3 separate regions of the Homo sapiens genome follow, and regions 2 and 3 are each linked to region 1. The links are chromatin contacts, found by Hi-C or POLR2A ChIA-PET in ENCODE. All regions are on one chromosome and are shown on one strand. Each heading gives the region's core, a stretch centred on a gene start or an enhancer-like site at or near the end of the contact. The rest is flanking DNA. Distances are from core to core; before and after follow the strand shown.

The links. Hi-C counts contacts between places; a loop is a spot of excess contacts on that map. ChIA-PET counts read pairs that join two places held with the same protein, here RNA polymerase II (POLR2A). Pooled maps may share reads with other maps.
Region 2: a loop to region 1 is called in a pooled map, with 2.1 times the contacts of the local background. The contact joins the enhancer-like site here to the promoter of MPHOSPH6 in region 1. A Hi-C loop is called at or near these places in 2 of 168 maps with a recorded cell type or tissue (Caco-2 and mammary epithelial cell) and 2 of 50 pooled maps. POLR2A ChIA-PET finds 5 or more read pairs at or near these places in 5 of 52 experiments (HEK293T, HepG2, MCF 10A and 2 more).
Region 3: a loop to region 1 is called in a pooled map, with 2.2 times the contacts of the local background. The contact joins the enhancer-like site here to the promoter of MPHOSPH6 in region 1. A Hi-C loop is called at or near these places in 1 of 50 pooled maps.

What each region holds. Positions count from the first base shown.
Region 1 is chr16:82,167,828-82,172,016 of GRCh38, reverse strand. It overlaps MPHOSPH6 (M-phase phosphoprotein 6), which reads left to right and starts at 1,793. Exons shown (of 5, transcript NM_005792.2): 1 at 1,793-1,892. The coding sequence starts at 1,842. RefSeq lists a silencer at 1,658-1,817, a cis regulatory region at 1,864 and an enhancer at 1,792-1,936.
Region 2 is chr16:82,060,524-82,064,712 of GRCh38, reverse strand. All of the region lies in intron 1 of HSD17B2 (hydroxysteroid 17-beta dehydrogenase 2), which reads right to left. HSD17B2-AS1 (HSD17B2 antisense RNA 1) reads left to right here. Exons shown (of 2, transcript XR_933797.3): 1 at 1-1,620. Among named protein-coding and RNA genes, the nearest start is that of HSD17B2-AS1, 4.1 kb to the left of the region's middle. Within about 2 kb of position 1,977, at least 4 of the 41 ENCODE cell types and tissues checked have a DNase peak (open chromatin) inside an H3K27ac peak, as active enhancers do; they include mammary epithelial cell, where a contact is called at or near this core.
Region 3 is chr16:82,262,004-82,266,192 of GRCh38, reverse strand. No RefSeq gene overlaps it. Among named protein-coding and RNA genes, the nearest start is that of MPHOSPH6, 94 kb to the right of the region's middle. Within about 2 kb of position 2,177, at least 2 of the 41 ENCODE cell types and tissues checked have a DNase peak (open chromatin) inside an H3K27ac peak, as active enhancers do.

The sequences.
Region 1 (4,189 bases), core at 544-3,043:
CTTATGATTAACCTCTACTGTTTCCACTTGTAAAACTTTTAACACGGACTTTGTCTTGTTCATATCTGAGGACCTTTACAGTTGATGCTGTCTTCTGAGCACACTCTACCTCCAACTCTTCATAAAACACGTTTTTCTCAACTTTCAAGCCTTAGCACCATCATCTGACAAGGGCCGTTCCAAACCACCTGGTCTAAAGTAACCCTAAGCGTTACTCTGTCACATCACTGTTTTCTCTCTTTCATAGCAGTCGCCACTTACTTACGTCCAGAATATCAGCTTCAGGAAAGGTGGGGATATGTGTTTTTACACGCTATTATACCCCCGGCATCTCACACACAGTCACAAGTGAATGAGATTCTGTAGCCACTTGGTACATTACAATGATTTTATTTACCCCTGGGAAAACCTAAAGGGCTTTTAACATCCAAATCGGTGTTTGAATTTCAGCTCTAACATGGATTAGCTGTGTGAACACCAAGTGCGTTACCCACTCTGTGTCTCAGAATCCTTAACAACACGATGACAATACCTTCTTTCCGGTTCTTATGGGGATTAAGTGAACTAATTAGCCCTAAGGTGACCAGGTCAACAATCTGACGTAGAACTCATGGTATCAGCCGAGATGCTATTAGCTTGAGGGTGTTCCAAAGCGTCGGACCTGGGAATGGTTTTCGAAAACGTGTTTAGGTGGTACCCAGAGCATTAAACACCAGGGTAGGAACGCTACCCTATTTTCAGTGGTTTTTTAAATTCTTTTTTGTTTTGTTGTTTTGTTTTTGAGACAAAGCCTCACTCTGTAGCCCAGACTGGAGTCCAGTGGCGGGATGTCAGCTCACTGCAGCCTCGACGTCCCGGGTTCCAGTGATTCTCCAGCCTCAGCCTCCCAAGTAGTGGAGACCACAGATCCGTGCCACCACACCCAGCTATTTTTGTTGTATCTTTTGTACATTTTTTGTATATTTTGTATATATTTTTTGTATGTATATTTTGTATATTTTTTGTGTATATATATATATATATATATATATATTTTTTTTTTTTTTTTTTTTTTTTTTTTTTTTGTAGAGGTGGGGTCTCCCTATGTTGCCCCTCGCTATGGTCTTTTCAATTCTTTGGATCAAAACCAGGCTTTGTTCTCATTCATGTGTCTTTGGCACCCATCCCTGCCTCCATCCCTTGCCATTTCTTGAGATTCTTCTGTTTAGCAGAGATCACTCGGCCAGACACGCATCGGCAGCAGCCTGGGAATGAAGCCAGCCTGCCTGGGGCGGCCCCCGCCGCGCTCCCCCGGGACTCCGGGCTGCTGTGAGGAAAGCAGCAACTCGTGGGGTCCTGGTGAAGAGAAAACGACCTGGACCCTGCAAAGCGACCCAGAACAAAGGGAGCCCGCCACCCACGTTATGAAGACAAAACACGTGGGTAACACGGCCCAGGCGGGTGGCAGGCGTGGCGGAAACCTCTCTGAGGCTGGCGAGGACTACTGAGTGTGGAGGGGGTCCCTGAGGAAGGGAGTCCCCGAGGGAGGATGGGCCTCCGAGGGGGCCAGGCCGACGTCCCGGGAAGGCGACCCGCGGCTCGGGGAAGCCAAGTTCTGGGTCGTCCTCTGACTTCGGCTTTTTTGCGGTCTGCCGCGCTCATCCCCGCGCCCGCCACCCCGCGAGCTTACCCGAGCCTCTCAGTCAGCAGAGCGCCCGCTGAGTGGCCGCGCCCGCGCGCAAGACACAGGGGAGGGGCGGGGCGGGGCGGCGCGCACTACGCGAGGGACGCAGCTGCGCACGCGGCTCCGCGCATGTGCGGTGAGGCTCGCGGCCGGAGTGCGGCGCTGGGCGGAAGCTACCATGGCGGCCGAGCGAAAGACAAGGTTGTCCAAGAATCTACTGCGCATGAAGGTGCGGGGACGCTGAGAGCGCCACTCCGGGCGGTAGGGGCACCCGGTCCTTCCAACCTGGCCGGGGCCGAGGCGGCGGGCGGACAAGGGACACCAGAGAGGCCTCAGAGGGCTTCCAGCTCTCGTGCTCATTCATTCACTTAGCGCCTGCTCTGCACTGTTTACTGGGAACCAGCTTACGAATTAGGCCGACTCTCTCAGGAGGCCCGCGGGCGGATGGGAGCTTGAGTACACAGAAGCAGTCAGGGTACAGCTTACCCAGTGCAGTGAGGGTAGAAGCGCTGGGGACCTTGGGGACTCACCGAGCTTCTCGAGAAGTTGTTGCTTACTTATATATGCAATAAATATGATATATGGGAAGTGTAACTCCTTAGCTGGGTAATTTAGGTAAATTCACTTCTTTCTCTGAATATCTCTTTTCCTCATCTTTAAAAAGAAGAGCATTAGGCTACATGAGTTCAAGCTCCTTTTTAATTTTGATAATACTTCTTTTAGTAGAGTTCTTCAGAGAAACAGAATCAACAAGATGTATATGTGTATATATGTGTATGGAGAGAGGGGGTATTTTTAAAACTGGATCACACGACTGTGGAGATGCAAGTCTAAAATCTGCAGGGTGGGCCAGTAGGCTGGAGACCCAGAGAAGTACTCAGTCCAAGTCCAAAGACAGTCTGCTGGCAGAACTCCCTCTTCTTCCAGGGAGAAGAGGGTGAGTCTCGCAGGGTAGTCTCTAGGTTACTGGGAGGGTGGAAGGCACAGCGTCCTAAACTAGGAGAAACTGAGTTCAGAAGTCTGAGAGGCAAGAAAGAAAAAGAAAACCATGGAAATTTCCAAGAATTAGAGACAATTCAGTATGTCTGGAAGGCAAGTACTAAGAAATGGGGTTGCAGAGTAGGCAATGGTCACAACGTGCAGGGAATTTGAGGCCAGATTAAAGATATTTTCCTTTATTTTGTGAGCAATGGAAAGCTATTGAAACGGGGAACAGTATCAAGAAAATGGCAAATATTTATAGTACTAGACAATGATTGAAGTGGTTTGCGTATATTAACCTATGCAATTCACATAATGACACTTTGAGGTGACTACAGGCAGTAACTCTCTTCTTACAGCTAAGGCAACTGAAACAGAAATAAGTAATTTACCCAAAGTTACACAGCTAATAAGTAGTGTAGACAGGACGGGAATTCAGGCAGTCTGGCTCCAGAACCCTGGCTCTTTATTACTACTCTGTACTCTGTGATGCCTGTCACTAAGCACTACTTCTAGAGAGTAGCAAACTGTTACATGTCATGTTTAAAGAGGTGGAATTTCCAAAAGAGGGAAGGAAGCATTCATAATGTTTTGAAAGATAGGCCATTCGCAGTGGCTCATGCCTGTAGTCCCAGCACTTTGAGAGGCTGAGGTAGACAAATCGCTTAAGCCCAGGTGTTTGAGACCATCCTGGGCAACATGGTGAAACCCCATCTCTACAAAAAATACAAAATATTAGCCAGGCCTAGTGGCACGCACCTTTAGTCCCAGCTACTTGGGAGGCTGAGGTGGGAGGATCACTTGAGCTTGGGAGATCAAGGCTGCAGTGAGCTGAGATGGCGCCACTGCACTCCAGCCTTGGTGACACAGGGAGACCCTGTCTCAAAAAAAAAAAAAAAAGAGAGAGAGTAAACATTATATGGGCAAGATTTGAATGGAGTTGAGCTAGGATGGAGTTAGGGATGAATGGGTGAATGAGGGTGGAGGACAAATTGCAGCATAACTTAGAGTTTGTCAAGCACTTTCATGCATATTAGCAAAATTTGAATCTTTACTGAACAGAGTTTGATTTTATGGTTGGTAATAACATTAACTTCAGAGAAGTGGAGTGAATTGGCCAAGCAGATATTGGAAAGATTTTAGCAGTTGTTTTAGCTCTTGGAATAAGCCAGATGATGTACTGGGTGACTCAGGCTCAAACTAAATATCCGAGTTGCAACTAAGAAGAAAGAAATTAACTTAAATGTCCACCCCCACCAAATGGGGAGACTCAACTGGACGTTGGAAGCAAAGGAGAAGGAAAAAGATCACCCACATTCTCTATTTGGTTTAGCAGCTTTGGTCATTGATAAGAAAAAACTTACTGGCAAGATAGCAGGAGACACTGTCTATACTGATAGAACAGAGTATACTGTGAGAAGGCATGGAGTAGCTGCACTTAGGGTGCCTTAACCAGAGCTAAGTCCTATATAGCATGGGTCCCCAACCGCCAGGCCATGGACCAGCACCAGTCCATGACCTGTAAGGAACAGGCTGCACAGCAGG
Region 2 (4,189 bases), core at 728-3,227, 110 kb after region 1:
CCCCATGTATGCTTTAAGAAATTCCACATCCTCCTAATAATCCCTCTTCTTTCTCGAGTTAGTTTTAGTGTCTTTCCTGAACATCTTTTTCACTTACTGCAGACACTAAAACTAGTTATCTTTGCTTTGGAAAACAGTCCTCAAAAGGTTAAACATAATGTCACCAGACGACCTAGCAATTCTGCTCCTAGGTGTGTACCCAAGATAAATGAAAATATATATTTACACAAAAACCTGTGCACAAATGTTCATAGCAGCATTATTCATAACAACAGAAAAAAAGAAACTAACCAAACATCCATCAACTAATGAATGGATAAAAAATATGGTATACCCAACAGTGAGATATTATTAAGCCATAGAAAGGAATGAAGTTTCTATGCTTGCTACAGCATGAACATTGAAACCATTACACTGAGTGAAAGAAGCCAGCGTGGCAGGTAAAGGGATGCGAGCAAGGAGGAGACATTGTGATCTTGACTCCTTTTCCTTTGAGTAGAGGATAATTTGTCACATTTTGGAAGGCAGTGCCTTTGAGCAGCTTCATGAGCCTAGGATCTGACTCTCTTAGGAAAGTTCCTTGGAAGAGCCTACAGGTGACAACAGTGTTGAACTTTAGGCAAGCCCTGTGATACTGGAAAATTGCAAAGGTTAAGAAATGTCCCCACCCTTTTGTGTTCTGGGAAACAGCTCACTGCAAAGAACTCCCTTCCCCATATGACTTAGATGAGACTCATAGGTGCCCCCACTTGTTTACCTATGACAAGGCCAGACCCAGAGCCTCCAAACTCCCTTTCTTTGTTTTTGTGGTTAGTTTAACTGCCTGTTTCCACTGGTCAGTCGGAACAAAGTGTTCGTTAACCTAACTTTGGTGTAGAGTCTCTCCTTTCCCCAGGTCCTGGCCCACCCTCAGCCTGAGCCAGCAGACAACTCCTCTTTACAGACCTTCCTGATCAGCCCTCAACCACTGTCTGATTGTGTCACTCTGATCATCCCAGCCCCCAACACCCACTTCTTTCTAACCTTGTTTATGCCTCTTTAGCAAAGCAAAATATTTACTGCCTCATCTTGAGACACTTGCAGATTAAGTGGTCAGAACATTCCCTCTACTGCAATAATCCTTTTGAATAAAGTCTCTCCTAACTAAATCTGAGGTTTTTTTTTGTTTGGCAGTAAATTAATGAAGCCAAAGATCACGGGAGACCATCTGCTTGTGTTTACCCATGAGGCAGTGTGGCATAGGCGAATGGGTGCGAGTCTAGCCCTGCTATTCCTGCCTGTGTAACCCTAGAGAGCCTTTCTAATTACTCTCTGCCTCTGCTTCCTTACCTGTAAAATGGGCTAAATAATGGTACCTGTGTCAGTTAATATTTGTGAAATGCCTAATAGAGCCTATTCCAAACAATTACTACATCAGTCTTTTTAAAAAATAAAACTGTGTCTTTATTTTAATTTTCAGATGTTTCCACTCACAATATTGGTAAATGTAGAGTTTGCCTCTACTGACTGTCAGCTGAACATCTTGGTTAAGACTCAGACTGCCTGATTCTTCTCTTCCACTTACAAGCCTTGGGAAAGTCACATATAACCATGTGGAACCTCCACTTCCTCACATGGAAGGTAGGATTATCATAACACCCCCTCCTAGACTGGCATGGGCAGTCAGCAAGACAGGATTTCGCACTGGCCCAGCGTGTTGTGAATGGCTGTCATCAGTATCGTGGCTGTAACCGTGACGTCATTTCTGACTTATGATGTTAGAGATCAGGCTGTGCTAGGCCTGGTGTCTATGAAGTCCTGAGGCAGCTCAGGGGTCAGAGGGCCTTGAAAAAGTCTGTGGCTAAGGAATCACTCCTTGAGGAGAGGGGAAAATAATTGTATACTCCGGAAACCTGGCAACAAAGCCAGGGCTTTCGTGAGAAGTTGGAAGTGTTTCATAAGAGTTACCCAACAGTGGTGTTTGAAAATAAGCACACCAAGTATGGATTGCATGTTTACCAAGTTCCAGCTAGTTCACATGCATTTACTCACTGAATCCTCTCAATCACCCTGGGGGGTAAGTAATGTTACCATCACCCATTTACAGAGGAGGAAACTGAGGCACAGAAGGATTAAGTCATTCAGCTAAGACACAGCAGAGGTAGTTTGGAGCCAGGCACAGATTAGGATATAAACAACTGGGGTATAAAATATTCAAATCCTCCAAAGCACAAGGCTTAGCCCATAGTGGATGCTCAATAAAAAGCACATGTTGGATGAATAAGCATTGAAGAGGGCACTAGAATATTTGTGCCTTACAAACTGAGAGAGGGTCCTTTGTCACTAGTGCTGAGGGCACCTGACTCATAGTAAGTGCTCAACAGGGCAGAGAAAATGCTGAGGTTGGTGTTAAACTATGTCATTTGGGATCATTCTGTCTCTAGCAGCCTGGAAACCCATCAACTTGGGACAGGCAATGACTACTACAGACCCATTTGTACAAGATTGGAGTGAATTTGAAATAGCAGTTAATTCTAAAAATGTTAATAAAGACTCAGTTTATGTGCAAAAGGGAAATAATGTGAATCACCTTGAATTTGAGGGTATTAGGAATTGTGTAATGTAGTTGCAAAGTGTATTTATGCTACTGCCACATGGGGGCACCATATTAGCTGGTGAACGGAAACACCCCATCATTTGTTGGTTCAAGTCTTAAATTGGGCACGTTGTGAATAACGCGTGTTTGGGAGTTCTTCAGGCCAGGCCTCTTGAATAAAACGCATCCACCCTGTAAATACAGGACTGAGTGCTGGGATGCATGTGCCCTGGAACACAAGCACTGTCCTTTGGAAGCTACATTCAGAAAGAAGGAAGATGGGGGATAAATTTACAAACCTGTAAATGTTTTTTAGTCATTAATAAAACATCATACAAGAAATAAAAGCTCACAGTCAATACTGAGATCAATAAAAGAAGGTATTCTCCATAATCTCACCATATTGCATAACTCTCATAATGTTCATGTTCTTTTTCTTCTAGTCTTTTTTCCTACATATCGTTCTTTAACAGTTATAGCACACATACAATTTGACAGCTGATTTTTAAATTACTATTATATAGACTGGTTTTACATATTTCTACATAGTCTTCAAAGCCATAATTTTTCATTACTATAGATAAAATCGTCCCTATTAAAATACAGCCAAGAGAAATGATGATAACCTGGATTCTGGAGCTGGGAGACCTGGGTTCAAATCCCAGCTCTGTCACTTAACAGCTGTGTGACTTTGGCTGTCACTTAACCTCTCTGTGCCCCAGTTTCCCCATCTTTAAAATGGAGTGACAGTAGGACCTGGGTCATAGAGTTGTTCGAAGGATTAAATAATTTGATATATTAAAGTAATTGGAACAAGGTCTGGCACAAAGCCACTGCTCTCCAGATGTTTATTAAATAAATGGTAACTTTTTTTTTTTTTTTGACAGAGTCTCACTCTGTCACCCAGGCTTGAGTGCAGTGGCACAATCTTGGCTTACTGCATCCTCTGCCTCCTGGGTTCAAGCAATTCTTTGCCTCAGCCTCCCAAGTAGCTGGGATTACATGCACCTGCCACCATGCCCAGCTCATTTTTGTATTTTTAATAGAGACGGGGTTTCACCATCTTGGCCAGGCTGGTCTTGAACTCCTGATCTCATGATCTACCTGCCTCAGTCTTCCAAAGTGCTGGGATTACAGGTGTGAGTCGCCACGCCTGGCCCATAAATGGAAACTTTTTTTAAAAAACCGACACTACACTACTCCTTTCATTGGCTCCCTCCAGTTTCTGGAACCAAAAAGGTTTTCAGATCAGTTCTCTCAGAAGGTCCTCACTGCTTTTCTAGCCACAGCGATGAATCAGCCAAAGATCACAGCTCTGCTTTATGCGTCCTTGCCCCTAAAGCTCCTCCGAGTGCTCCCTTTGCCAATGATGTCTTCAACTACCAGCAGCTTAAGGTGGAGGTGCTTACGGGGTTGGTATCTTCAGAGGCACCAAGACCCTTTCTCATAGTGGAATCTCACTTCTTATGGTAGAACGGACAAACACAAATTGAAGATCTGCTATCTATCAGTAAAAGGATGTGATCTGAATAGGCATTTCATTTGTCCCACACAATGAATTTTGCAAAAATTTGAACAAAGACTCAGAATCGGGAGATTGTACCTGAAAACCCA
Region 3 (4,189 bases), core at 928-3,427, 94 kb before region 1:
GGCAAAATAAACATTCTAAGTGGATTGAGACCTGTCTCAGATACTTTTGGGTTTGCACCTCTTTAGGTCACCCACAACAAAGCCCAGCAGCCTCTCTGGGGCATCACTAGGACCTGGTGGCCCAGTGATCTGAATCTGCATGTCTGAGCCTGGCTCAGTTTGTCTGAGACTGACAGAGATGAAGTTACTCATCTAAGTTTACACAACCTAGTAAGAAGAAAAGCCAAGATCTGAACCCAGGAATGCCTGACTCCCAAGCCCACGCTTGAATACTGAGAAAGAAAAGGAAAGAAGAACAGCATTCTCATGAGTTCTCAGTTTTTCTCAGCAGAATAAACCACACTGGTAAGTTAGGCTGAGCAAACGCCTAAGCATAAAAGGAAATGAAATTCTCAATCAGAAACAAAAAAGCAGAATTAAGTCTTATATCACAAAGAACTAGCCTGGAAAGAAAGAGGAAAGCCTCAAAATGAGATGGAGTATAAAACAACGTAAATGTTCTAAAACTCAAAAGATGTGTCGGCTAGGAAGGAAAAGCTAAAGACAGAAGATGCTGGAGGTCATTTGTGTGGGTTTACCTTTATCTTCATGGTAACTTCACTGCAATTCCTCTGTATCACTTGCTACAAGAAAAGGAACAGCAGACATTAAAAAGGCAAGAAAAAGGTTAAGTAGTATTTTCCTAGTGTGCATCCAAACATGATTAGGATCAGGCCTTTCCTAAAAACTAGAGTACCAAAATAAGATAAATAGTTTTTTTTTGTTATTTTGTTTTGTTGTTTTTATGGTTTTTTTTTTAACATATATTCAAACAAGAGGAAACAGGAGGATGCCAGAATTTGCAAAGCCAATCTAACCTGATGTAGCAGAAAAAAATCTTTGATTACACTAACTTGAGGTTAAACCTTAGAAGAACACATAATATAGGAAATGGGCAGTCCTAAAAGTAGCTGGAAAATGACAACATAAGTGATGTCGAAAGCTAAGGAATACTTCTTTCTGTGGGAGACCACGCTCAGGATCTAACCATTTTCCAAGCACAGAAGAGGCACTCTTTCTTGGGAACGCACCTTGTGGGGAATCACAGGGATTCCCTTCTTCTACCTCCCAACCCCCTAGAAGTCTCTGCCCTCAGATCCAGGCAGAGGAATCTGAAATGCTTACTTGGCTTCCCTCTTGGGACTTGCAGTCTCATTAAAAATGCAGAGAGAGCCTGGGAGGAAAGTAAAGCCCCATTAACTTGAAGGAGGACCATTGAAATTTCCCTGTGCACACAAGTCCTTGCCAGTGCGACCTTGGCCGTTTCCCGGCCTGGAAAAAAAAAAAAAAAAAAAAAAAAAAAGTGGCGACGGTCAAACTCTCTTTTCCATGGTTTGTTGTGAGAGCTCCAAGAACATGTGGAAACACATGGCACGTGGTAGATTCTCAATAGCACTAAGCTCTCCCTCCTGAAATAGAAAAGTGCGAGACACAGGGGAAGAAGTATAAGGGGGATAAGGGAGCAGAGGAGGGGAAAGGGTTGACTAGGGCTCCAGCTGCTCCTGCCCAAAAGGGAGCTACCAGGGAGCATCCTAAGTCAACTGTATTCCATGGCTGGAAGGTGGAGCCGGGAAAAAATGGGGAGCATAGAAGAGAAGTATCTTGATACCTCAACCCAATATAGTCATGTCTAGAAGGGAGACACTTTTCCCAGGGAATGTGTAGATGAGGTCAAGCTCCAATGAGAAGCTGTGAATTAACCATAATCTTCAGAGCCCAGAGCCTGGAGAGATGCTGATGGCACCCGGAAGTAGGAACTGAAGCTCTCCTACCCGTATTATCAGTAGAGCTTTTCCCTCTGTCAAATCAGAATCCTCTGGAGGGCTTGTTAAAGGACAGATTGCTAAACCCCAACCCAGCCTTTCTGATTCAGTAGATCTGGGGTGCAGGCCAAGAATGTGCATTTCTAACAAGTTCCCGTGTGATACTAGTTCTGCTGGTCCAGGGACCACACTTTTAAGAACCGCTGTGCTATACCTTTATTTAATATCCTTATGAGAGATCCTCAGCCTAAAGCTAACAGAGACTTTGAACAACTCCTCCTCCTATTGGCGCCCCTGCACTTGAGTTGAGACATTGTGCTAGCTGACGCCTGTGAGCCCTGCCAGCTCTGGTGTTCTGCGATTTTGCAAGGGTCTAACCAATTCAGTGCATTTACTGCTTAGCTCTGGGCTGGGAATGGGGAGAGAGCAGGCGTACAAGTGTGATTGAGCGACAAGGAGAATCTCCAAAAGACAGAAAGAGCAAATACTGCATTTTTTTCCTATTTCCCTAATTTTGTTCCATACTCTAAAGCACTCTCCTGACTTCAGCTAAGCTTGCCCTGGGATCCTGGGCTTGGCAGATATTTAAAATAAAGAATGAGCTGTTTGGCAAGGTAAAGTTTTCCTAAACGTCCTCCCCACCAAAGATTCTCAGCCCCTATGGCTGTGCTTCTGTGACTCAACAGTGACATCTGGTGGCCATGAAGGTGCATCCCAAGCCCTGATAACACCTGCTCGTGCTTCTGAAAACTACGGCACATACAGGGGATGCCCAAATTGCCGTAAATAAGCTCATTTATCAATCACATATAACATACCCCTACTATCTGCAAGCAAATTGTTCTCTTGGTTGAATGCGAAAAACATTAAAGTATCTGACTTCTATTTTAAATCTCTATTCATTGACCCATTTGAAAGGATACAATCCTTAGGAGGCTGACAACCCACTGTGGTTGATGCATCTTAACTAATATTCACATTTAAACTGTTTGGTTAAAGGAATGCGTCAAAGCATTTGGCAGTGGAAAAACAACACAGCCTAACTTTGCATGCAACAATTTGATCTAAGCAAATAAATAAGTTATTTTCATTTCCAGTTTAACGTAACAAGAATATTTCTACAAGATAATTTGCTTTCAAAAATTCTAGCTGTGAAGTTTAATAACAGAACATGAAGCTTCGTGTCATTTCATATTTATGCTCCAATCCCAGTTTTGACAGTTCCCATGGGCTCTGGACTGCTTGGCTAGAGATATTTTAGGCCATGTTTTCATAACAACAGGTAGAAAACGCAGCCCTAGAGCCAGGAAAAAATAAAGAGCCTTTAATAGGGTTTTAGACATGGGACTTGCTCACCTTTTTCTCCTCCTTGCTACCAGGCAAGTTTACAACTCAAAGAAATGGTCAAGTTTTCCCTTCCAGTCTCCTAAATATATGGTACTAGACGCCTGTTCCAAGCTCGCAGTGTCAGAAAAGTCCCTTCTCTCCCCGGATTGGCTAACAGCAATGGCAGCTAGCTGGTACTGATCAAGAGTTGATGCCATGCTGGGGGTTGTGCCCAAAGCATCATACGAAGCTGGCCAAATCTCCAGGGAATCACCAGGAAGGAAGAACTATGTGTATCTCATTTCACAGATGAGGTAATGGGGCCTAGCTGGTGAGGACCTTTGCACATGGTCTCACAGATAGCATGGGTTCTGAACCCAGACATCTAATTCCAGACTAGGATCAGCCCTGGCCAGGTGTGTCAGGGTGAATCTGACCCATCCTCACCTAGTCAAACCCTTCAAAGGGCAGCTTCACCATTTTCTCTTCCTGCCCTACATTTCCCACCACTCTCACACCCACAAACCCAGCCCCTTCCAATGGCATCAGTGCCTCTTGCCAGTGAAATCTCACCCTGCTTATCACTAGCCCTCCCACAGTCCACCCTTGCTTTAAGTGGGTGACATGAATGTTAAGCATCTTAAAGGCAAGACTCATGTCTAATTTGTGTCTATATTAATCCCAAGCGCTGGCACCGGACATTATAAGCAGTCAGCGGCCAGTACATGTTTGCAGGATGAACAGATGAATAAATGGACCTGGAGAAATGCACTTCCATGCTGTAAGAGATCCCTGGGGTCAGGAAGGGAGCTAATCCCATTGGAGGGCATGGACAGTGATGATGCTAACCCCCAAAGAGTGGACAGGGGAGTGGGAGCACAGGGAGGACATCTAAGGAATGTACTCAGAAGGCATCTCTATACCCAGGTTGTCACCAACAAGCAGAGTGATCCCACCACTGAACAAGACACCTTCAAGGCAGAGTCAGGCACTGCAGCATGAAGCCAAAACAGAGGACTCTGCAACCTTCCCCCTTTAGCCCCTCTGGTGGGGCATTTAGG